2 separate regions of the Homo sapiens genome follow, and region 2 is linked to region 1. The links are chromatin loops, found by intact Hi-C in ENCODE. Cell type or tissue: Caco-2. All regions are shown on one strand. Links, peaks and the distances in the headings refer to the core of each region. The heading gives the core; the rest is flanking DNA. Region 1 overlaps SLC25A42 (solute carrier family 25 member 42). Region 2 overlaps SUGP2 (SURP and G-patch domain containing 2).

Region 1 (12,214 bases), core at 2,911-10,910:
GCTTGAACCTGAGAGGTGGAGGCTGCAGTGAGCCGAGATCGCATCACACTCCAGCCTGGGTGACAGAGTGAAACTCTGTCTCAAAAAAAAAAAAAAAGAAAAAGAAGAAATGCAAGTGTCCCAGGAAAAGTCCAAAAGCAGGATGGAAGAGACCAGAAATCAGGGGAAGTTGGAGTCCCAGCTGAGAGGGCAGGTGGCCTGGGACGGACGGGCAGGTGAGAGAAATGCACCATGAGGGAGTGCCAGGAGAAGGTTAGATGGGCAGGGAAACCTTAGAGGAAAACCAGTTTGAGGAATGGGAGGGCGGGGAGCCCACAGTGATGCCAGCGTCTGCTACAGGTATGCAGGTGACTTGTATAGATATCACACACAGGGAGGGGGGAGGGGCATATTGAGGCCTTGGTGACCCAGGGAAGGGATGTGGGGCCGTCATGGACTCTGAAATTGTCCTGTAGCTGTGACTCCAGGGTGTGTCCACACGTGTGTTACAATGTAAGGTGCAGGCTGGGTGCCGTGGCTCATGCCTGTAACCCAACACTTTGGGAGACCGAGGCAGGCCAATCACCTGAGGTCAGCAGTTCAAGACCAGCCTGGCCAACATGGTGAAACCCTGTCTCTACTAAAATACAAAAAAAATTAGCCAAGCGTGGTGGTGCACACTTGTAATCCCAGCCTCTCGGGAGGCTGAGACAGGAGAATCGCTTGAACCCGGGAGGCAGAGGTTGCAGTGAGCCAAGATCATGCCATTGCACTCCAGTCTGGGTGACAGAGTGAGACTCCATCTCAAAACAAAAACAAAAACAATGTAAGGTGCATATGTAACCTTTTTGTATAAGTAAGATGTATACAGACAGTTCCCTGACTTAGAACGGTTTAAGAATTTTCTTTTTTAAAATTTTCATCAGGCTGGGTATGGTGGCTCACATCTGTAATCCCAGCACTTTGGGAGGCCGAGGCGGTGGATCACGAGGTCAAGAGTTTGAGACCACCCTGGCCAACATGGTGAAACCCCATCCCTACTAAAAATACAAAAATCAGCCAGGTGCGGTGGCAGGTGCCTGTAATCCCAGCCACTCAGGAGGCTGAGGCAGGAGAATCGCTTGAACCCCAGAGGCAGAGGTTGCAGTGAGCCAAGATCGCGCCATTGCACTCCAGCGTGGGTGACAGAGCGAGACTCTGTCTCAAAATAAATAAATAAATAAAAATAGGAAAGATAGAAGGGGGTGGTTGAGGTCTTTGTGTGTGGCTCAGAGGGAAGATAAATATTTTAATTTTTGTGTGTGTGTGTAGTTTTTTTTTTTTTTTTTTTTTTGAGATGGAGTCTCGCTCTGTCGCCCAGGCTGAAGTGCAGTGGCGCGATCTCGGCTCACTGTAAGCTCCGCCTCCCGGGTGCACGCCATTCTCCTGCCTCAGCCTCCCGAGTAGCTGGGACTACAGGCGCCCGCCACTACGCCCGGCTAATTTTTTGTATTTTTAGTAGAGACGGGGTTTCACCGTGTTAGCCAGGATGGTCTCGATCTCCTGACCTCGTGATCCGCCCTCCTTGGCCTCCCAACGTGCTGGGATTACAGGCGTGAGCCACCGCACCCGGCAGTGTGTGTGTATTTTTAATAGAGATGGGTTTCACCATGTTGGCCAGGCTGGTCTGGAACTCCTGGCTTCAAGTGATTCACCTGCCTCGGCCTCCCAACGTGCTGGGATTACAGGCCTGAGCCACCGCGCCCACCGCGCCCGGCCAAACATTTAAATTCTTGTTGATGTATCCATTGTAACCACCATATCCGTGCCTCTCACAGGACGGGGTGGTTCTGCTCCAAAGGAACACATGTTGATGTCTGGAGACATCTTTTAGTTGTCACCACAAGGGGTGGAGGTGTTGCTCTTGGTGTCTGAAGAATGGAGGCCAGAGATGCTGCTCAACACCGTGTGGTGCCCAGGATGGCCTCACCCCAGAGGATTATCAGCGCCAAATGTCAGCAGTGCTGATGTTGTGAAGCCCTATGGGTGAAGAAACGGAATATACCATTTCCAGACAAGCCGAAACAAAATAAAAAGGGGAAATAAAACTCATAGATAAAACAAAATATAACCTTCAACTTTTAAAATAGTAAAATAGTTTTTAAAATTATTTGTAGAGGGCTGGGTGCAGTGGCTCACGCCTGTAATCCCAGCAGTTTGAGAAGTGGAGGTGGGCAGATCTCTTGAGCCCAGGAGTTCATCAGCTCGGGTGACATAGCAAGACCCCGTCTCTACAAAATATAAAAAATTAGCCAGGCATAGTGGCCCACGCCTGTAGTCGCAGCTACTCGGGAGGCTGAGGTGGGAGAATCACTTGACCCTGGGAGGTTGAGGCTGCGGTGAGATGTGATTGTGCCACTGTACCCTAGCCTGGGTGACAGAATGAGAACCCTGTCCCACCAAAAAAAAAAATTATTTATAGAGACAAACTCCAGGTCTCAAGTGATCCTCCTGCCTCAGCTTTCCAAAGAACTGGGATTACAGGTGTGAGCCACCATGCCTGGCCATAAATTAACTGGTTTTTGTTGTTGTTGTTGTTGTTTTGCGACAGGGTCTGGTTCTATCACCCATGCTGGGATGCAGTGGTGCCATCTCGACTCACTGCAACCTCCACCTCCCAGACTCAAGCCATCCTCCCACCTCAGCCTCCTGAGTAGTGGGGATTACAGGCACGTGCCACCATGCCCGGTATTTTTTGTAGAGACAAGGTTTCACCATGCTGCACAGGCTGGTCTTGAACTCGTGAGCTCAAGTGATCCAGCTGCCTCGGCCTCCCAAAGTGCTGAGATTAAAGGCATGAGCCACCGCACCCGGCTGAGATACCATTTTTTACTTGTCAGATTATGGAAGATCAAATATGGGTGAGTATGTGGTATAAATCTATATGATCTATTTGCAGGAATACCTGGCATTCCTATTCCTTTTTGGATAGGTTTCCCCCAAAGATGACCCCAAAAGGACTCAGAGCTAGTGGTTTACCTGGGAGGTGTCCCCAGGCAGCCCCCATGGCGGGTGAGAGCTGAGACGAGGAGGGAAGATGCCCTGCAGGGGGCACCAATGAGCAGGTGACACTGTGGGCAACCAGGCTCAGTCCTGCTGTGGGCCTTAGCGGGGCAGGGTAGAGCAATTATCTCAGGATGATCCCACGTCCGGGCATGGGTTAAGCTACTTACACACCTACCTTCAGTCATCAGCCGCCGGTTGCACCTGGGGTACCATGTTGTGTTTCTTCAGGACACTCCTAGGCTGCGCGGAATTGTTTATAGCAAAAAGCATTTGGTGGCCAGGTGTGGTGGCTCACATCTGTAATCCCAGCACTTTGGGAGGCCGAAGCGTTCAGATCATCTGAGGTCGGGAGTTCAAGACCAGCCTGGCCAACATGGTGAAACCCCGTCTCTACTAAAAATATAAAAATTAGCTGGGCGTGGTGGCGGGCATCTGTAATCCCAGCTACTTGTGAGGCTGAGGCAGGAGAATCACTTGAACCTGGAGGTGGAGCTTGCAGTGAGCCGAGATCGCGCCACTGCACTCCAGCCTGGGCAACAGAGCAAGACTCCGTCTCAAAAAAAAAAGGACTCCTGAAGCTCTTCTTGGACGCAGCTAGCAAACATCTTCTTCACTGTCACTAGTCTAGACAGGTCCACGGGCTCACCTCTATACTGTTAGGAGATGCCACAGTGGTGGGTGGGAGAGGGGAGGGGTTGACCAAGGTTCAGGGGCTGGTGTGAAACGTGGAACTTAGATCAGAAATCTGGGCTGGATGTCAGAGGCGGGGTGCAGATGAGTTCAGCAGCCCCCACCAAATTGCTATCACATTGTCATGGCAATACCTAACAATTGCCCATCCATAAGGGGAACTGAGGGCTCACCTGATTAGACCTACCAATCTTAACTTACCTCACTTGTTTTTAGTTGATTATAAACCCCATAGTGTTAAAAGTCACTCAGCTAAACAATGTATAGCTAAACTCCCAGGCCAGGTGTGGTGGCTCACGCCTGTCATCCCAGCACTTTGGGAGGCCAAGACAGGCAGATCACTTGAGCCAGGAGTTAGAGACCAGCCTGAGAAATATGGTGAGACCCCATCTCTACAAAAAATACAAAAAGTAGCCAGGCGTGGTGGCATGTACCTGTAGTCCCAGCTCCTAGGGGGGCTGAGGTGGGAGGATGGCTTGAGCCCAGGAGTTGGAGGCTGCAGTGAGCCATGGTAGTGTCACTGCACTCCAGCCTGGGCAATAGAGTGAGACCCTGTCTCAAAAAAAAAAAAAAAAAAAAGAAAAGAAAGACAGAAAAATAGGCTGGGCACGGTGGCTCAAGCCTGTAATCCCAGCACTTTGGGAGGCTAAGGCGAGTGAATCACCTGAGGTCAGGAGTTTGAGACCAGCCTGGCCAACATGGTTAAACCCCGTCTCTGCTAAAAATACAAAAAATTAGCCGGGTGTGGTGGCGGGCGCTTGTAGTCCCAGCTACTTAGGAGGCTGAGGCAGGAGAATCGCTTGAACCCGGGAGGTGGAGGTTGCAGTAAGCCGAGATCATGCCATTGCACTCCAGCCTGGGCAAAAAGAGCAACACTCCGTCTCAAAAACAAAGAAACAAAACAAAACAAAAAAACCCAAACAAAAAAACTCCCACTAGTTTCCTTATAGATAATATCTCTATGTATGGGCCACCATGGTAATGGTTGCTCAAGTTGTTCTTCAGGAACAGGATCAGTTCTTGTCCAATCCAAATGGGCTGAGAGCCGAACCTTCACCTTGGCCTGTGTATATTTAGGTGGTGACCTTTGACGTTAGAGGGCCAAACACTCCACCCTCAGATCATGATAACAATGTCATTTTGTGAACACACATCCTATGGAAAAGCCATGAAGCTTGACTACGCACGCACGGTTCCCCGACTGCCCCACTTTTCCCCACGTCTCTGACCACCTTGCTCCTCTATCCCTTAAATATTCCTAAAATCCCATCTTCAGGGAGGCGGATTTGAGATCTGTTCTCCTGTCTCCTCACTCGGCTGCCTCGTGAATAAACTCTTTGCTGCAAAACCTGTCATCTCTGTTGGCATACTGCTGGGCAGAACGAGCCTGGTTTGGTAACATAAGGGAGGCGTGAATTTCTGAGTGGCTGGGACTACAGGCACGCACCTCCAAGACTGGCTAATTAAAAAAAAATTTTTTTTTGAGACGGAGACTTCTCAGTCACTCAGGCTGGAGTGCAGCGGCTCACTGCAACCTCCGCCTCCCAGGTTCAAGCAATTCTCCTGCCTCAGCCTCCTGAGTAGCTAGGATTTTTGTACTTTTAATAGAGATGGGGGTTTCAGCATGTTGGCCAGGCTGGTCTTGAACTCCTGACCTCAAGTGATCCACCTGCCCTGGCCTCCCAAAGTGATGGGATTAAAGGCGTGAGCCACTGCATCCGGCCTAATTTTTCTATTTTTTTGTAGAGATGGGGGGTCTTACTGTGTTGCCTAGGCTGGTCTCAAACTCCTGGGCTCAAGCAAGCCACCTGCCTCAGTCTCCAAAGTGCTGGGATTACAGGCATGAGCCACCACACCCACCCTGGTAAATGTCATCCTGGGGATCCTCTAGGAGAAAACCGCACAGCTGCTGAACAATGTGCACAACGGAGACCAACTCAAAAGAAATCCTGTTGCACGTGAGCAGATTGGAGAGCAGTGGGGGGTCAGCGCAGTGGAACTTATTCCTACTCCCACCCCAACAAGAGCACCAGGCCTGTGCTGGCCCAGCCGCCCCTCCTCTCTGGGCACGCAGAGGCTCCCACTTCTGGCCTGGCAGTGGGTGGGTCCTCCAAGTTGCTCTGGCCAATGGGCTGCAGGTGAAGTGAGCCAGGATTGCCACTGGAGACCCTCTGGTGGCTGCCCCTGCAGATGGTGACTGACGTTCAGGCCTGAAGCCTCAGCCAGCCCCAGAGTGCAGGGCTCTTGGGAAGGAAGGCCATGTTCAAGCCCATGAGACTTTGGGCTGTGCTGGCTGCACAGAGACGGCCCCTCCTGCCTTTGTGGGTGGCCACATATATCCTGAAAGGGATGAGTGTATGCACAGAATCTCTGTGGGAGGAGACAAGAGAAAATGGTCACAGGAGGCCCCCTGCAGAGGGAACTGTTCACCTACTTTTCACTGTAAACCCTTGTGGACAGCTGGTGTTTTCTGGAAAATTGTGGTATGTATTAATTCAAACAACAATTGCATTTAAAAACTTCTTTATTCAAGACTTTTATTCAGAACTTTTATCACAAATGTGTCAAAAGCACTTCAACCCTGTTTGGGGGTTCATGGGGGAAGATGGGGGGGCGGTCAGAGCCAAAGAAGAGCCAGGAGCAGGAGAAGAAGTCATTTAAGTTTTTATTAAATATACTCTCTTGGCACAAATCTTTAAAATATATAAACATTAGATATAAACAGTGTCTTCATGGCATCAAAATATAACTCCAGACCAAGACCAGTGACCAGCAGGGAGGCGAGTGACCGCAGAGCCTGAGGGCCTGGCTGTGTGCAGGGGTGGGGGACAGCACTGTCCCCAACTCCTGCCGGGTCCCACTCAGCTAGGAGCCATCTCCGGGGAGACACACTGGGGTCAGCAGGGACTGGGGGACCCTCCCACCTACCCCTTGTCTCTCCTGCCTAGCCTGTGGCCCCAAATCCACTCATTTGGTCTCACCCACCTGGGGCAGACCCCCAATTCCTACTGCTGTTGCATGCTTGTGGGAGTTGGGTGCCCTCCCATCTCCCTGTGAGGGTTGCCCTGCCTCTCCTGCCAAGTTTAAGTGCTGGGTAAGGGATACCCACACAGTGGGACAGCCCCTCACAGCCATCACAGGCTGCCTGGGCCTCTGGGGACAAGATCAGGGATGGCTGGTGGCCACATGCAAGGAAGGCAGAGAGAGCGGTCTGCACACCTGCAGGTCCAAGGCAAGAACAGGAGGAGGACAGAAGGAAGGGAAATGAAGTCACGACTGGAGATGAACAAGCTCAGATCCCTTCACACAGCGTGTGCTGAGCCAGCTGTCGAAAGCAACACTCACGGTCACGCTCACCCTGGCACCAGGCAGACCAGTCAGGGGTTCGATGTGAATAGATCATAGACCCGGGGTCAGCCAAGTTGAAAACCAAAACAAAACAAACAAAAAAAAGAAATCAAGAAACTCACCATGTCATTAGGAAATGGGTGTTTCTGAGTCCCTGTGATAGCTGGCGGGCCCTGGGGGACTCCTCTGAGAGACCAGTTAGCTGGGGGTTCCCCTGGGTACCTCAGATTTTCCTCACCTCCCACCCCCAAGCTATACTCTATCATGAGGCTCCCACTTCGGGGGATTGAGGCTAGCAGGCACCCCATGCTCCATTTCATAGAAACTGAACAACCCCTGTGGGCTTTAAATTGCTCCATATCCCAGCCAAGTGCCTGCTCAAGTGGGGACCCAAGGACCTGCTGGATACCACAGCTGGGCAGAGGGTTGGGGCACTGAGATGCTAGGCCTGGGGGGCTTCTGGGCCAAAGGAGGTGGTTTGTGTGCTCACATTTCAGCAGATGCCCCAGGATGCAGGTCTGACCCAAACCTGAGGCAGTTCCGTGTCATGGCCTGGGCCTCGAGCCCTGCTGTGCAGAGCAAGCATGAATCTCCTGGGAAGGTTACAAAGCAGGTGGGCATGGGCAGGCAACTCTAGGGGGAGATGCACTCTTGGGGACCCAGCTGCTTGCAGGGTCTAGGATAGACATGAGGCTCTGGGGGACACTGTTCCCAGCAGGAGGCTCTAGTGACTGAGGAGTCGTGGCCATGTGGGAAATACTGGAGAAGGCAGGGCCGGCAGGGTGGGGTGGGCCAGGGGCTGCATTTGTGGCCAAAGCTGAGCACGAGGCTGGCCCCATCCTGGGCAGGGTCCGCCTGCAAGAAAGGCGCCCCCGCACCCTGGAGGCCGGGCAGGCACGTGGAGTCAGAACAAGAAGGTCCAGGCGCGGTCTGGCTCTGAGCCTGGTGGGGACAGGGGTCACTAGAATCAGCAGCATGTCGGAGGACACACAGGATCAGGAGGTGGAGCTGACCACGCCCCACTAGGGCCTTTTGGGCAACACCTCCGGCAGACAGCGCCAGCGTCTGCAGAGGAAGGAAGAGGGGAGCTGCGGGACCCCCCACACCATCGCCCCAACACTGCACTTCCAGGGCTGCCAGCTTTGCGTTTGGACGTGGACTCTGAGCCCAGGCCCCTCAGGCCCACCTGCTCGTTCCATAAAGCGCCCCATGTGCCTCCTGAAGTAGAATCAAGCGCACCCCCCCACCGTTCCATGGGCCCAGAATACAAAGGGGTCACCGGTCCACCGTCCTGAGAGCAGCTCAGGGTCCCCTAGCTCTGCAGGTGCCGCAGCAGGATCTGCATGAGGTCGAAGGTGGTGAAGCTGATGCCCACGGCGATGGGACCCTTGACCCAGTTCATGCTCAAGCCTTTGTAGAGGCCGCGCACGGCGCCCTCCTCCCGCACGATGGTGCGCAGCGTGCGGGCGATGGAGGCGCGCGGGTAGCCCGTGACGCCGGCCGTCTGCATGCGCCGCCGCACCACATCCAGCGGGTACGAGGCCGACTGCCCGATGAGGCCAGCGCAGGCGCCGAAGATCATGCGCTCGAAGGGGTAGGGCTGCCGGCGGCCGCTGTACTCTGCAGGGCGAGGGGCGGGAGGGCCGTGAAGGCGCCGCGAGGGGGCGCGCACCCCGCACCCGTGCGCGCGCCTTTGCACCCCTAGGAGCAACCTGCGTGCACATACACACATGCACTTGCACCCCCACGTGTGTTCGCACTCATGCGCACCCACACGCCCCACTGCCTCACCTCCGGGTCGCTCCTTTCACTCAAACTCGAGAAATAAAAAAAATTTTTTTTTTGGAGATGTAATTTCACTCTTGTTGCCCAGGCTGGAGGGCAATGGCCCAATCTCGGCTCACTGCACCCTCCGCCTCCCGGGTTCAAGCAATTCTGTCTCAGCCTCCAAAGTAGCTGGGAATACAGGCATGCACCACCACGCCTGGCTAATGTTGTATTTTTAGTAGAGACAGGGTTTCTCCATGTTGGTCAGGCTGGTCTCAAACTCCTGACCTCAGGCGATCTGCCTGCCTCGGCCTCCCAAAGTGCTGGGATTACAGACATGAGCCACCGAGCCCGGCCGAGAAATAAAATTTCTTAAAAGGCAGAAACACAGAGAATCATAGAACCAACTCCTAGAGCCACTGCTCACATCTAATCAGCTCTACTCCACGTCTAGTAAAGGAACATTCTAGGTGCTCCCGTGCCTGGTCCCCGACCTGCGCCCTCCCTGGGGAGCCCCTGCGAGCTGTTGCACAGAGTGGACATAAGTGACCATGAACTTCACCCTGCTCTGTCTTGCGGGTCTAAACGGGGTGTGTGGGTGTGGAGGAGGAAGGAGCAGCAACAGGTCAGTAGGGGTACTTTAAACATTTGTAATAGTAAATTTAGAACTAGGAATTTAAAACAGCCAAGGCTGGGTGCAGTGACTCACGCCTGTAATCTCAGCACTTTGGGAGGCCAAGGCAGGCGGATCACTTGAGCCCAGGAATTGGAGACCAGCCTGGCCAACATGGAGAAACCCTGTCTCTACCAAAAACACACAAAAATTAGCCAGGTGTGGTGGTGGGCGCCTGTAATCCCAGCTACTAGGGAGGCTGAGGCAGGAGAATGGCTTGAACCCAGGAAGTGGAGGTTGCAGTGAGCTGAGATCGTTCCACTGCACTCCAGCCTGGGCGGCAGAGTGAGACTCCGTCTCAAAAAAACAGCCAGACAGGAGACACTGTGATCTGCTCACCAGGTGGGCAAAAACAAGGGGTCTGATGGCATCACGTGGGGTGAGAACGTGGGGTCAAGGGGCTGGAAAGCACTCCAGAGAGAAACACCGAAAATGGGGTTTTACAGTCACACAAGGAGACGAGCTCCTGGATGTCGGCTGATCACAGAAAACCTGGCAACAGCCAAAGGGCACCCCAAGAAGGTAAGGCCCACTGTGCAGCCACTAAAAAGGCGGAACAGAGCACAGATGCTGGTGGATGCACCCCAAACCAGCTGAGCTGGGAGCTGCACTCCCGGGTGAGCTGACTCCACTTGGAGCATTTTTTATACCTGTGAAAGGTGACATGGTTTTGTTCATGCCACAGATAAATACATACAGAAGTATTTTCAAAGCAGTCTTGAGGGGTGCAACCCTCACTTCTAATAAGAGGCCTCAGGAGAGAGACTTGGGCCCTCAGCGTTACCCCTAACATTTTATTTCTTTGACAAAAAATGTCTGGGAGTGGGCTGAGTGCAGCGGCTCACACCTTTAATCCCAGCACTTTGGGAGGCCAAGGCAGGAGGATCGCTTGAGCCCAGGAGTTTGAGACCAACTTGGGCAACAGAGGGAGACCCCATCTCTACAAAAAAGAAAAAAAACAAAATATCTGGGAGCAAATGTAGCAAAATGTGAATGCCTGTTCACATGCAGTGGCAGGTATGAGTATTATATCATTCTTTGTACTTTTTGATTTTCTCCCAACTACCAAAACAAGCAAGAGTACTTCCTTTCCATCTGGGTTTTACCCATATGCTTTGCGTGTGTGCTCGTGAAGAGGTGAGGTATCAATGCTCTAGGTGACACACTGGGCTTCCCAGAGTCACTTTTTTTTTTTTTCTTGAGACAGGGTCTCACTTTGACACCCAGGCTGGTGTGCAGCAGTGAGATCACAGCTCACTGCGGCCTTGACCTCCCAGGCTTGGGTGATCCTCCCACCGCAGCCTCTCTAGTAGCTGGGACCACAGGTGTGTGCCACCATGCCTAATTTTTTTGTATCTTTGGTAGAGACGGGGTTTCGCCATGTTGCCCAGGCTGGTCTGCAACTCCTGACCTCAAGTGATCCGCCCACCTCGGCCTCCCAAAGCACTGGGATTACAGGCACGAGCCGTGGCACCAGCCAGAGTTCCTCTCACTTAGGCATTTAAGGCAGTGAGTCCAGGTTCCTCAGTGGCGGCTGCACACAGTGTGTTTTCTCCCGATTTGGATGTGGGTCTACAGCCTGCCCCACCCAGGGGTCGTACCCCACTCCGCCTGGTCTCCAGGTCTATGTGACCCAGGTGGAGCTGCTGTCCCCAGGGAATGCTTCCTGAACGTCCCCTCCTCATGCTCCCAGCTCTCCTTACCTCTGTGCAAGCTCTTGAGCGTCTCATAGGTGAAGAAGCTCAGGCCAGCGTAGGGAATGACCCCCAGCACGGTGGGCATAAATCCATGGTAGAGAGTCTTCAGCCCCTCTTCTCTCGAGATGCGGATGAAGACATGAAAGATGTTGCTGTACCTGCCAGGACAGAGCAGCCCAGCAGGTGGGACTCAGGCCTCCCAGGCACAGGGAGGAGCCACAGAGGCTCTCGGCTCCTCCCGAAGCCGGCTGGGCCTGGGTGTGTCTGGATGTTGATGTTTTCCTTCTTCTTCAAGACATATAACCCCATCACTCAAGCTTTGTTATTAGAGGGGAAATGCATGCGTAAGCCCAGACTCCACCTTCGCCACGGGAAGCAAGTGCTCAGCCCTTGTCTTTTTTTTTGTTTCTTTGTTTTTGTTTTGAGACAGTCTCCCTCTGTTGCCCAGGCTGGAGTGTAGTGTCACAGTCTTGGCTCACTGCAACCTCTGCCTCCTGGGTACAAGTGATTCTCCTGCTTCAGCCTCCCAAGTAGCTGGGATTACAGATACATGCCAGCAGACCTGGCTAATTTTTTATTTTTAGTAGAAATAGAGTTTGCCATGTTGACCAGGCTGGTCTTGAACTCCTGACCTCAGGTGATCCACCCACCCCAGCCTCTCAAAGTGCTGGAATTACAGGCGTGAGCCACCATGCTCGGCCTCTATTCTTACACTTTTTTTGTTTTTTTTTTTTTGGAGACAGGGTCTCACTCTGTGGACCGGCTGGAGTGCAGTGACGTGATCATGGCTCACTGCAGCCTCAAGCTGCGAGACTCAAGCAATCCTCCTCCCTCAGCTTCTGGAGCAGCTGGGATCACAGGCGTATGCCATCACATCAGGCTAATATTTCAGTTTTTGTAGAGATGGGGTCTTGCTATGTTGCCCAGGCTGGTCTCAAACTCCTGGGCTCAAGCGATCCTCCTGCCTTGGCCTCCCAAAGTGCTGGGATTACAGGCATGGGCCACCGCACCTGGG
Region 2 (12,214 bases), core at 1,351-9,350, 120 kb after region 1:
AGATCTTCAGTCTCTAAGTAATTTAGGAAAAGCACATGTATGTGTATGTGTCTCTTTCTTTTGTCTTCTAGTCCATGAACCAGTTCGAATTGCCTATGACAGGCCTCGGGGTCGTCCCATGTCCAAAAAGAAGGTGAGCGTAATCATTGGTAGTCCTCACTCAAAGTATAGTTGGTTAGAATTTGTTGGAGTTCCAAAGGATGCTGCAGCTTGTGATTAAGCTGTGCTAACATTTCAAACTGAGGTATTAATGTGTAAAACACAACAGAGACTTTTCTCTTGGGAGGGCTTTTGAAAACTGTTTTGCCTTTGTCCAAAGCATAGACTAGTGATTCATCTGTGTAATGGATAGTTGAGATCCCTGTAATGGATGCAGTGGGATTTGAGAGATAAACGAGATAATGTCTTGGCCCTTAAGAAGTTCAAGCTAGGCCAGGTGTGGTGGCTCACGCCTGTAATCCCAGCACTTTGGGAGGCAGAGGGCGGGTGGATCACAAGGTCAGGAGATCGAGACCATCCTGGCTAACACGATGAAACCCCGTCTCTACTAAAAATACAAAAAATTAGCCGGGCATGGTGGCAGGCGCCTGTAGTCCCAGCCACTCAGGAGGCTGAGGCAGGAGAATGGCATGAATCTGGGAGGCAGAGCTTGCAGTGAGCCGAGATCGCGCCACTGCACTCCAGCCTGGGCGACAGAGTGAGACTCCGTCTCAAAAAAAAAAAAAAAAGAAGTTCAAGCTAAGGCCGATTGGGTGTCTTACACTTGTGATCCCAGCAGTTTAGGAGGCCAAAGTGGGCAGATCGCTTGAGTCCAAGAGTTTAAGACCAGCCTGGGCAATAGGCAAAACCCTGTCTCTGCAAAAAATACAAAAATTAGTTGGGCATGGTGGTGCATGCCTGTAGTCCCAGCTACTCTGGAGGCTGAGGTGGAAGGATCATTTGGGCCTGAGAGGTCGTGGCTGCAGTGAGCTGATTGCACCACTGCACCCCAGCTTGGGCGACAGACTGAGAGCCTGTCTCAAAAAAAAAAAAAAAGTTCAAGTTATCCAGGTGCACTGATTCACGCCTGTAATCCCAGTGCTTTGGGAGGCCAAGACAGGGGGATCACTTGAGCCCAGGAGTTTGAGGCCAGCCTGGGCAACATAGTGAGACCTATGTCTCCTCCTGGTCTCCTTAAAAAATAAAACATAAAAACTTACAAGCTTAGTAGACTGGAAGGGTGGTGAAGAGAGTTCACTAATCTGCTAGTAAGCAGAGCGTGGTGTGTGCGGTCAGCACCTCCTACGTGCCAGGTCCCGACTGTCCACCTGGAGGCAGCAGCAAGCAGGGCCAACAGTGAAAGAGAAATGGATGAGGCAGTCCTGGGGATGCTGTGGGCAAAGAGAAGCAGGTCAAAGAGAGGGAGAATAAGGTGGGGTCGAGGGGATGCCGCTGAATTGGGAAAGCCAAGGGAGGTCTCTCTTGCAGATGACGTTGGCACAAGCCTGGAGGAGCTGAGGAGAAACAGTGTAGAGATCTGAGAAGGGCACAGCCTCGGTAGAGAGGCTGGGGCAGCAAGAGGCCTTTGTGGCAGCAGAGGAATCCGGGGGGTGGTCACACAGGACCTCAACAGATGTTAACGCTGTGGCCCTTTCTCAGGGAAGGGAGGGTACCTCTGGGACCTGTGGTGGATGTGGCCACTAGGGTGGAGAGCAGCCTGTGGGCGGGAACCAGGAGGAGGCTCAAACTTAAGACAGTTGGACCAGGGCATGAGGAGCAATGAGAAGGGGAGAAGATGGAGTGGGTGACACCTGCTTGTGGGCTGGGTGTGCAAAAGCCAGGAGTCCAGATGACCCCAGGGTTGTCAGCTTGGGCAGAAGAGGGACAGAACTGCCATTCACTGACCTGGAGCCAGGTTATGGAAAGGGGGCAGGTACACTCCAGATGGCCTGGGGGACACAGTGCTGGGGGCAAGCAGGGTCACCTGGGACACATGTGGAGAGACTTCACCAGTCCTTCATGGTCAGGGAGGAGGGCGGGGAGCCAGGCGAGATCGCTCTGCTGGTGTCAGGCAGTGCCATGTTGCTTCCAACCCCTTCCGAGTGACCTAGGTCAGTCTGACCCCAATTATGGCAGGAAGGAGGGACCTTCCCGAGTCCAGAGCTCATAGTCCTTACTGATGTGCCAGGTTTTAGGCTGAGCTGGCATCTGGTGCCCCTTGGTGTGGCCTGGATAAGGGCACGGCCAGATGAGGGCACAGCAGGACCTTGGTGTCAGGCACAGCTGTACTCTAGCTCAGCCCTGCCACCGAGTAGTTTTGTAACCTTGGCGTGTAACCCCTGAGCCACGGATTTGTCTGTAAAATGGGATGGCCACACTTACCCAGCAGGTAGGAGGTACAGTGAGGATTAAACTGAACGCGGTTCCTGGTGGGTGTCCTGCACATGCTGCTGTCTCCTTGGGGCTCTGCACCTGTCCTCCTGTCTGCCAGTGACTGTGGGTGGAAGGGAGGCCGTGGTGGCTGCAGCTTTCCTCTGCAAACCTCCACCTCGCCCACAGGGCTTGGCTTTCCTCCAGCTGTCCAGGAAACCACCATCATGATTGTTAAACACAGATTTGAACATTCACGAAGAAACTTCCAGGCTGAGCCAAACCCTCTTCCTCCCACTGCACCTCCAAGCAGCCTTCCTGAAAGGGAAAAGAGTACAGACCTGCCCTCTGGGGACCCCTGTGCCCTGCCATGACCAGCCTTTCCCCTTCCTTCCCTACCCGTCATCCCAGGGCCCAGGTCGTGCACAGCTCCCAGAAGGGCCTGACGGATGCCCCGTTTCTCATCTCAGCCGGTGGGTTCTGTCACCTCTTTTCTCCAGGCCACTTTCTCATGGCAAGGGGCCCCCCAGTGTAGCAGGTCCTGTCTGGTGTCCCCTGGTTTGCAGGGGTGTCTCTTCACTGTTTGTGCCCCTCTTCCTGTCCCAGCCCATAGCATAGCTCCTCCCTTCATACCTCCCCTCCTTAACTGCCCTGCAGAGACACTTCTGCCCACACCGCCTCACCAAGACCACCTCATGCCATTATGGAGGGGCCGCCTGCATCCAGTAACTCACGCACACACACAAGATACACACATGTGCACGCATATGCACACACACATGCATACACACACGCACACACACATGCATACACACACACAGCTACTTTATATAATACCCTCGGAGATGCCTCTGAAGAGAACAAAGGGAATTTCCCTCCGCCTTTGAAGGTCCAAGTCTAAGCCTGTTGAAATGAACTGACAATAAGAAGATTAACAGGATAAAAAAAGGTGTGCGGTGGCTTACACCTGTAATCCCGGGACTTTGGAAGGCCAAGGCAGGGGGATCACTTGAGCCCGGGAGTTCAAGACTGCAGTGAGCCATGATGGAGCCACTGCACTCCAGCCTGGGTGACAGAGCAAGATCCTGTCTTGAAACAAAAAAGTTATACATATTTATTCACGTGCATAAGCACAGGAGCCATATAAAACATTATGAAAACTCAAAGAAGGGCCAGGTGGTTGAAGCTGAAATACCTCTTTGTAGGGGAGAGGGCAGATGGGAGGCTGTAGGTAACTTTAGAGGGGAAGCAGATGATTTTAGGAGAGATGAATGGAGGCAGGCATCATCTTGTGAATGATCCTCATTGAGAATTGAATGGGACTAGAGAACAGCCAGTGGTCTGGGCTCTAGGTGTGGTGTTTAATGTTCCATCTCTTCTTGTGTGATAGGAGTTTTCAACTCTGGTTAATGACATTTCAGGGAAGGGATCCAAGGCCCTTGTGTTCTTCTTTGGCAAGTCCAGTTTCTAGGTAGATAGGGAACTTGAAGAAAACAGCTTCCTCCTGTGCTTTGGGAGGGACCTTGAGGCTGCTACTTTAGTCCCACCTGTCAAAGTGCTATAATTCGGGGTATCGCTTTCTTTCTTTCTTTCTTTTTTTTTTTTTTTTTTTTTGAGACGGAGTCTCCCTTTGTCGCCAAGGCTGGAGTGCAATGGCATGATCTCAACTCACTGCAACCTCTGCCTCCCAGGTTCAAGGGATTCTCCTGCCTCAGCCTCCAGAGTAGCTGGGATTACAGGGGCGTGCCACCACACCTGGCTAATTTTTGTATTTTTAGTAGAGATGGGGATTCACCATGTTGGTCAGGCTGGTCTCAAACTCCTGACATCGTGATCCACGCACCTTGGCCTCCCAAAGTGCTGGGACTACAGGCGTGAGCCACCGCGCCCAGCCTTAGGGTATCCGTTTCTGACCCCCTACATCTTGCTGCATGTTGAGTTCTCAGCACCTCTCCAGGTTGTTTTGTCCCTTTCTAGGGTGAGAACACTGAGGCCCCAGGAGCTCCAGAGGCCCAGGCCTTCCTTATGGGAGCACTTGCTCTCTCCTCCCTCCCTCCCTCCTGACCTGAGGCCCTGCTCTCTCCCTTCTCCCTTTCCTCTCCCAGCCCCTGGCTCCCCCAGGCTCAGCCTTTTGTGCCTTGTCTCCAAGCTCCTTTGTCTCTGGAGTGCCTCCCACATGCACCCCTAACGTTAGGGAAGCTGATTCCTGGGCACCTCAATGCAGATGGCAAGGGGGGGATTTGTCTTTTGGTTGAATTATACCTCGTGAGGCCTGCATGACATCATGGGGCAGGTTGCTAAGCTGATGAGGGCTGACTGCCCAAAGACCTGAGCTCACAGCACTCAGCATGCCCTTCTCACCCTGCTTCCCATGCCCAGGGTCATCTAACCCTCTCCCAGCCACTCCCACCTGTCCCCTGCTCAGACCCCCAGCACCAGCCCCCGTGATCCTCCTCAGCACCTTCCTCCCTCCCTCTCAAGAGCACATGAACCCTCACAGCCTCCCCAGGTCGTTCAGTAAATGCCTTAAATAAATACATCAGCCAGGCGCAGTGGCTCATGCCTGTAATCCCAGCACTTTGTGAGGCTGAGGCGGGCAGATCAGCTGAGGTCAGGAGTTTGATCAAGACCAGCATGGTTAACATGGCGAAACCCCGTCTCTACTAAAAATACAAAAATAGGTGGGCGTGGTGGCACACGCCTGTAATCTCAGCTACTCGGGAGGCTGAAGCAGGAGAATCGCTTGAACCCAGGAGGCGGAGGTTACAATGAGTTGAGATTGCATCACTGCACTCCAGCCTGGGCAACAGAGCAAGACTCCGTCTTAAAAAAAAAAAAACATCAAAAGCTGGGTGCAGTGGCACATACCTATAGTTCCAGTTAATGGGGAGACTGAGGTGGGAGGATCACTTAAAGCCGGGAATCCGAGACCAGCCTGGGCAACATAGCAAGACTCTATATTTAAAAAAAACACACACAAGTTTTGTATTTTGTTTCTTTTTTTAGACAGTCTCATTGTGTTGCCCAGGCTGGAATGCAGTGGCACGGTCTCCGCTCACTGCAACCTCTGCCTCCCAGGTTCAGGCGATTCTCATGCCTCCGCCTCACAAGTAGCTGGGATTACAGGTGCCTGCCACCATGCCTGGCTAATTTTTGTATTTTAGTAGAGACGGGGTTTTGCCACGTTGGCCAGGCTGGTCTGGAACTCCTGACCTCCAGTGATCCACCCACCTCGGCCTCCCAAACTGCTGAGATTACAGGCATGAGCCACCACGCCCAGCCCACCCACACAAGTTGACTCGTGAAGAGCCAAGGAATACATGGCAAGGTCTTGGACTGCCCAGCTGGGCTCTGTCACACAGCAGTGTGTCATGAATATTCATGAGTGAATAGAAATTCCTTCTGCTACAGCCCTGCAGGCTCCTCCTCCAGAGGCCCCAGGGCCCTGTCTGTCTCCAGATCTCCATCTAGTGGCCCAGAGATTGCTGCACTTCCCCACCACCCACAGGAGCAATCAACAGCTGTACTAGCTCTCAGTGAGGTCTGCTCTGTGCTAGACACAGACCCCAATGTCCAAGTAGAACTCAGTCCTGAGGACAGACAGACAATGCAGCCAGGGAGTGAATGAAGCACTCGGGGAGGGGTATGTTGGGGTGGTTCAGGGAGGGTGCTGCCAGCCAGTTCTCACCCACTGTCTGGCCCCCATCCTGCCTGCAGGCCTGTGCCCTGGTGCCCCCCACTCTTCCCTGGGCTGCGCCCTGTGGTCATCACAGGGCCACCCTTCTTTATCCAGGGTTCCGCTGAGGGCCTTCCTACTGACTCCTTGACCCCGGGACTGGCCATTCCCTTACCCAGTTTTCCTCACAGTCTTGGCACCAGGGTTATAGTGGTAGCTGAGAGGCACGACTGACCTCAGGCCAGTGACCTCTGACTTAGAAGTTCCATCCCACCCAGGGATGTTGCAGAGAACTGGGGAAGTGACTGGAGCTTGAGCCTGAGCATCTGGGGAGTCAGGAGGGCATTTGGGGGTGAGGGGCTCCAGGCATAGCCTAGGACAGACCCTTGATCCAGGCATCTCCCTGTGGCCCACATGCCTGGACTCTCCTCTCTCCTCAGAAACCCAAGGACTTGGACTTCGCCCAGCAGAAGCTGACCGATAAGAACCTGGGCTTCCAGATGCTGCAGAAGATGGGCTGGAAGGAGGGCCATGGCCTGGGCTCCCTCGGAAAGGGCATCAGGGAGCCGGTCAGCGTGTACGCAGCAGGCAGCCTGGGGTGGGAGTGGGTGGGGCCTCAGTCCTTCCACCTGCAGCCTGCCGCTTGGCTCCTTCACAGCCAAGATGGCTTACAGCTGGCAGTTGATTTTTGTTTTTTAAACAGAAGGCATCTTCAGATGAGAAGCTGATCATTTACATGTGCAGGTGTTTACAGGGCTCCTTTCTGTCCTGGTGTAGATTTTTTAACCAGCTTGTTGGCCCTGGTCATTTTGGCCACATTTGTGACCATCATAAAAGCTAAGTGGTATTTCTGTGTAGTTTCCGTCTGGAACTGCTTTCCCATTCCCGGGAACCCATAGCCGGGCCAGCCAGGGTCCCGAACACAGGCCCAAAGTTTATTAAACCCCGATCATAACCTCCAGCAGGCATTTCATTTAATACTGAGCTTAGTTCCTGCTGGGTAAGGCATTCCGAGGTAACCAGGGCCCTCTGGGCACCCCCTCAAAAGCCAGCTCTTCGAGGGTGAGTACTCCTTGTTTCTACTGTGAGTCGCGTCTTGATTTTCCCTTTCTTTGATGTCTCAGTGTGTGTCCCAAACACCTGCATCTCATGGACTGTTTGTGCCCATGCCCAGTTCCTGGCATGCCAGGCCCTGGGCTCAGGTGCACAACTGACTCTCTTTTTCACTCCCTAGGGGAACCCCCTCGGAAGGGGAAGGGTTGGGTGCTGACGGGCAGGAGCACAAAGAAGACACATTCGATGTGTTCCGACAGAGGATGATGCAGATGTACAGACACAAGCGGGCCAACAAATAGGTATGTTCACAGGCCAGTGTGTAAGGCCGTCTGCCCTCGCTGGCGTGCTGGTATGCAGAGAAATTTCCCCCAACAAAGTTGATGTTCCCTGCTCCCCCAAAAATGCCACACACAAAAAAAATCACAAAATTCTGTGAGGGAAACAAAAGGGTCTATGGATGTGGATATGCCCCATTCTTACCTTCCAGGTTTGCTGAAGGAGCAAACCTCACACTGGCCAAGGGCAGATGCGCATGGCCTGCCTGGTGCCCCGGCTGTGAGCCCCTCAAGGCCTCCAGGCCAGCCTCCGTGGATGTGCGTGTGGAAATAGGCCACGCCTGTCTCTTCTCTTGCTCAAGTTTTCTCTCACAGATGACAGCCACCTACCACATAACATGACCAGCAAACGGACTGTTCCTAGTCCAGAGGGCCTTGCCATCATGCAAGTGGAAGGGCGACTGTGACAGCCACTGCCACAGAGGATGGCAGTTGGCTGTGTCCCTTTGTGAGGGTCTTCAAATCCTTTTCCTTCTGCAGGGCCTTGGGCCTGTAAATATCCTCATCTTTCTATTCTTTTTTTTTTTTAGTTGCCCCCTCACCTAATTTCCACCTCAGTTTTGAACAAAATCGTTCTCTTCCTGAATAGATCAAAACCACTGATGTGAAAGATAAGCCTTGAAGCAGCAATTGCCCTTAAAACATCATCCCTGCCCTGGATCGGCCTGGAGCCAGTGCCCAAGTACGGTTTGGTGTGTACATGAAAACAAACGTCTCTGCAGTCTCTGGGGCGGAGGTTTCGCTGGCTTTTCTTTCTCTCAAAGAAAAAAACATGCACCATTTTCAATGTGCTTTTGCCTCTCCTCTCTGTTCACATGCTTTTAGCAGCAAGTCCCCTCCAAATCTGTCTTGGTTCCCCTTCAGAAGGTGGCGCTGCCCCCGAAAGGCACCTCAGCCTGTGAGTGCTGAGGAACCAGCTCCTCTGGCTGATTTTCCAGTTGGACTGGCCATTGCTCTCCAGAAGTGCTCTGTTAGCAAACGTGATGTGGAAACGATCACAGATGGTGTTTTCTCGTTGTTCGCCAGAATTTATACGGGGGAGACAAATTCCCGGTAATTACCAAGTCTGCACTCGGGTACCAAAGCTCTGAAGCTCTCTGAACAGTTGCCATACTTGAGTTGATGAATGTGTTATTCATGGTGTCTCATCTCATCAATGCATCTTGAGAGACTTAATGAAATTTTAGCAACAGTATAGAATAGCTCTATCGGGTGGGGAGTAATCATTAAACAGATGAAATCGGCCCCAGATTTACATGTCTCTTTAGAATCCACAGTGTAAGCAAACTACAGTTACAAAGGGATGGGGGTTGTAAACCCTCTGAGACTCTGCACTTTTCGCACGTATGGCATCGTCAAGTGCTGTCTTATTACAGCCTTTGTAAGGAGAGGCAGGCTCCTCCTGGGGTGGGCTCTGCAGCTGCTCTATTTCCAGGCATGTGATCGCCCCCGCTCTCCAGATTCCCCAGCACTCTGCTGCGTGTAACTCCACTCAATTCTCCACTCATCCTTCCTTGTGAAGCAGGATCGTTGAAGTTTTAAGTATGGGCAAAAATCTGGAAAACTTAGGATCCCTCTGACACCCCAGGATTAGGGGACACAGCAGTGGCTAGGGCATCAGCCACAGAACTGAGCGGGAAATGCCACTTGTATTGGCTGTAAAGAAATCCTGGCTTTGGGCCAGGCACAGTGGCTCAAGCCTGTAATCCCAGCACTTTAGGAGGTTGAGGCGGATGGATCACCTGAGGTCAGGAGTTTGAGACCAGCCTGGCCAACATGGTGTAACCCCGTCTCTACTAAAAATACAAAAAAATTAGCCAGGCGTGGTAGCGGGCACCTGTAATCCCAGCTACTCAGGAGGCTGAGGCAGGAGAATCACTTGAACCGGGGAGGCAGAGGTTGCAGTGAGCTGAGATCATGCCACTCCACTCCAGCCTGGGCGACAGAGCAAGACTCCATCTCCAAAAAAAAAAAAAAAAAAGGCCGGCACGGTGACTCACGCCTATAATTCCAGCACTTTGGGAGGCCGAGGCAGGTGGATCACGAGGTCAAGAGATCGAGACCATCCTGGCCAACATGGTGAAACCCTGTCTCTACTAAAAATGCAAAAAATTAGCTGGGCGTGGTGGCGGGCGCTTGTAGTCCCAGCTACTCAGGAGGCTGAGGCAGGAGAATCACTTGAACCCGGGAGGCGGAGGTTGCAGTGAGCCGAGATTGTGCCACCGCACTCCAGCCTGGCAACAGAGCGAGACTCTGTCTCAAAAAAAAAAAAGGAAATCCTGGCTTTCTTTAAGCCACAGACTTCCTAGGCTGTGGTCCCAGCTCCTTGTCTGCCTGGTCCCTGTCACCTTGCAGTGCCACCACCCCCAGGGGCTCTGCTTGCTTCCAGTGGCTTCTGTAGCTTTGGCAACTGGCAGATCTTTATGGCAGTAGAGGTGCCAGCATGGAGGATGGAGTTTGGGTTTATAACCCAACCCTCGAACGAACCAGCCTGTGGGGGCCTGGAGTGGAGCTGGTTTTGGGGAGTCACAGGTGCGGGGGGTTCATCTTCTCCTTTCTCCTTCTCCTTTCCTGACCCCTCCGACAGCTTCCATGTTGGCCATGGGTCAGGTGAATGGATGGAGCTCCAAGCGGGGCTCAGCCCATTGACCCGAGCGAGGCGCACACACCTGCAGCGTGGATCAAGCGCACTCTCTCCAGCATCGCCCTGACCATTCCATGTGCTTTGTCCTAGCATGTTCATTCTTGACTTTCTCCACTTCATTTTATTAAAAAGTTAAATGCTTTAGGAATCTGTGGCGTGTGGCCACTGACCGCCCCCCACCTCCTGCCGCTCCTCCAAGTTTGAGCTGAGATGGTTCTGTGAGTCCTTGGCAGGGGTCAAAGGGCACATCTCCTTGAACCTAGAAAGCCCCCTACACTCTCAGAGGACACCTCTCCTGTGGATTCAGCGCTGGGGCAGTGAAGGTGTCGGGAGCCAGCAGAGCATGGTGCGTGCTGCCAGCTGCCGGCCAGCCGGGATAGAGGAGATGCCACTGGCCCTCCGTGCCCCCAGCCCCTCCCTCTTAACCGAGGCTGTCCTTGCTCTCTGCAGAGGCCGCTCTGCAGGATCCTCGTGTCGCGCGTGATGTGTGGTGGCACAGCCGTGTCAAAGTCACAGTGTCTTTTCTGTCGTTCTAGTTCCAGGGTCACCCCCGAGAGGACAACAGGCATCTGGAAGTGCTCTCTCGCCACTCTGGGTGCTTTACTGTCTCTGGCTTGTTTCCATCACTGGAAATCACTTAGAGAATTGTAGTGTTTTTGGTCCTTGATAAAGCCTAGAAGACATTTGTGATGTTACAAAATGGAAGTTTTCTTTTGTTTCTGTTTTTTAAGATCTAAGAAGTTGTGAATGTTGTTAATCATTTAGCCGTTGCAATAAATGTAGAGGAAATGCAGTGTGCTGGGGTCTCCATGGCTGTGTTTTTAAAATCAGATCAGACACCAGCGCACGCAGATGGGAGTGCAGTGTAGAACCAGATGATGGCTGCCTCCCAGGACGTGCCCTCCGCCGGCGTGGTGCTCCTCCCTCGGGCCCCTCCTCACTGGCTTGCCCCACCTGAGGGACCTTGTGTCACTGTCACCAGGAAAGCTTGGAAGATGCCAGAGAGCAGGAAGGGACCAAGCACCCACCAGAGGGAGGGCAATTCCCTTCTGGGGAGGCTGGGGAGGGTAATCGGTACCGCCAAGTACAGAAGCTGCCTTTGAGGGGTGTCAGGGCAGTGGGAGCTGTGCCCCTGCTGCCTACGACTCACCTGTCCCCACAGGGCTTTGCCCCATCATCCCAGGGCTGGGGTTCCAGCTGCCAGAGTAAAACCAGAGCCTGCCTGGGCCACCCTCTGACTGCAGAGCTGCCTCTCTGTCATCTTCACACTCCCTGCTGTCCCTGGGTGCTGCCAGCCTGCCCATGGTTCCTCTGTCAACAGCCCCTTGGCCCTCCAGGTGAGGAGGGGCGTGCAGAGGGCACAGCAGAGACCAAGGCAGCACCCAGGGGGCCTGCAGGGGCCTCTGCCTGACCAGGGTGAGGAGGGGAGGAGCCAGACTGCAGGGAGGGGGAAGGCACTGTGCCCAGGGCAGGTGATGCTCATGTAGAAAGGTCCCTGTGGGCAGCTTAGCGGGAGCCTTGAGACAGAGCCCTTAGGAAGCTGAGGCAGGACCCCCAGCCTCACTTCTACCGTGTCCCGGGGGAAGCTATTGCCAGCCAAGACCCTCACCCTGCCTTCATCTTAGCGATGTCTAACCGCTAGCTTCAGTGGCACTCCCTGAGAAAGGCCGGAGCCTGCAGGGAAAATGTGGGGCTCACCTGCAGGGGGTGAGGAACCACCAGGAATTTCTCTTCAGTAGTGGAACCCTTCTTCCCCTAGTTCCTCTTAATATCACCCTAAGGCCGGTCAGGGTGTCTTAGGAGGACAGGAGGAGTGGTGTCCAGCCCAGGATGCCTGTCCTGGCGTTGACCCAGGCAGGTCACTTGATCTCAGGCCTCAGTTTCCCCTCTACAGACTGGGAAGGATCTCATTTGGAAGGTAAAATCTCCCCTGCTGCCTTGTACTAGGTTGGTGCAAAAGTAATGGCAAAACCTTCAATTACTTTTCCACCAACCTAATAATTTAGGACTAAGTGGAACCACAAGATCCCTGTCATGGCCTTTCTCCTCCCTGGAGCTTCCTTGGGGCAAGACAGGCAGAAGGCGCTGCCAAGAAGCCCCAGTAGCAAAAGCAAGGTGTGGCTTCAGTCCAGGCCTTTGCTGTGCATGCATGCC

The links. Peaks named below come from ENCODE experiments on the same cell type or tissue, not always from the same donor. Only the 100,000 strongest peaks of a DNase experiment are listed, where the experiment ranks them.
Region 2: a loop joins it to region 1, with 13 times the contacts of the local background. A loop is called at or near these places in 1 of 110 quality-filtered maps.

Annotation. Positions count from the first base shown.
Region 1 is chr19:19,107,037-19,119,250 of GRCh38, reverse strand. It overlaps SLC25A42 (solute carrier family 25 member 42), which reads right to left. Exons shown (of 8, transcript NM_178526.5): 7 at 11,206-11,357; 8 at 6,221-8,682. The coding sequence ends at 8,375. TMEM161A (transmembrane protein 161A) reads left to right here. Exons shown (of 12, transcript NM_017814.3): 12 at 1-82. Among named protein-coding and RNA genes, the nearest start is that of TMEM161A, 25 kb to the left of the region's middle. RefSeq lists silencers at 1-34, 8,631-8,820 and an enhancer at 5,997-6,291. In Caco-2, for the core only: CTCF peaks have their summits at 3,101 (motif pointing right) and 8,685 (motif pointing right); a DNase peak (open chromatin) is centred at 6,034.
Region 2 is chr19:18,989,532-19,001,745 of GRCh38, reverse strand. It overlaps SUGP2 (SURP and G-patch domain containing 2), which reads left to right. Exons shown (of 11, transcript NM_001017392.5): 8 at 72-133; 9 at 6,466-6,602; 10 at 7,260-7,380; 11 at 8,006-10,853. The coding sequence ends at 7,380. Among named protein-coding and RNA genes, the nearest start is that of SUGP2, 38 kb to the left of the region's middle. RefSeq lists an enhancer at 11,359-11,859. In Caco-2, for the core only: a CTCF peak has its summit at 5,798 (motif pointing left); a DNase peak (open chromatin) is centred at 5,795.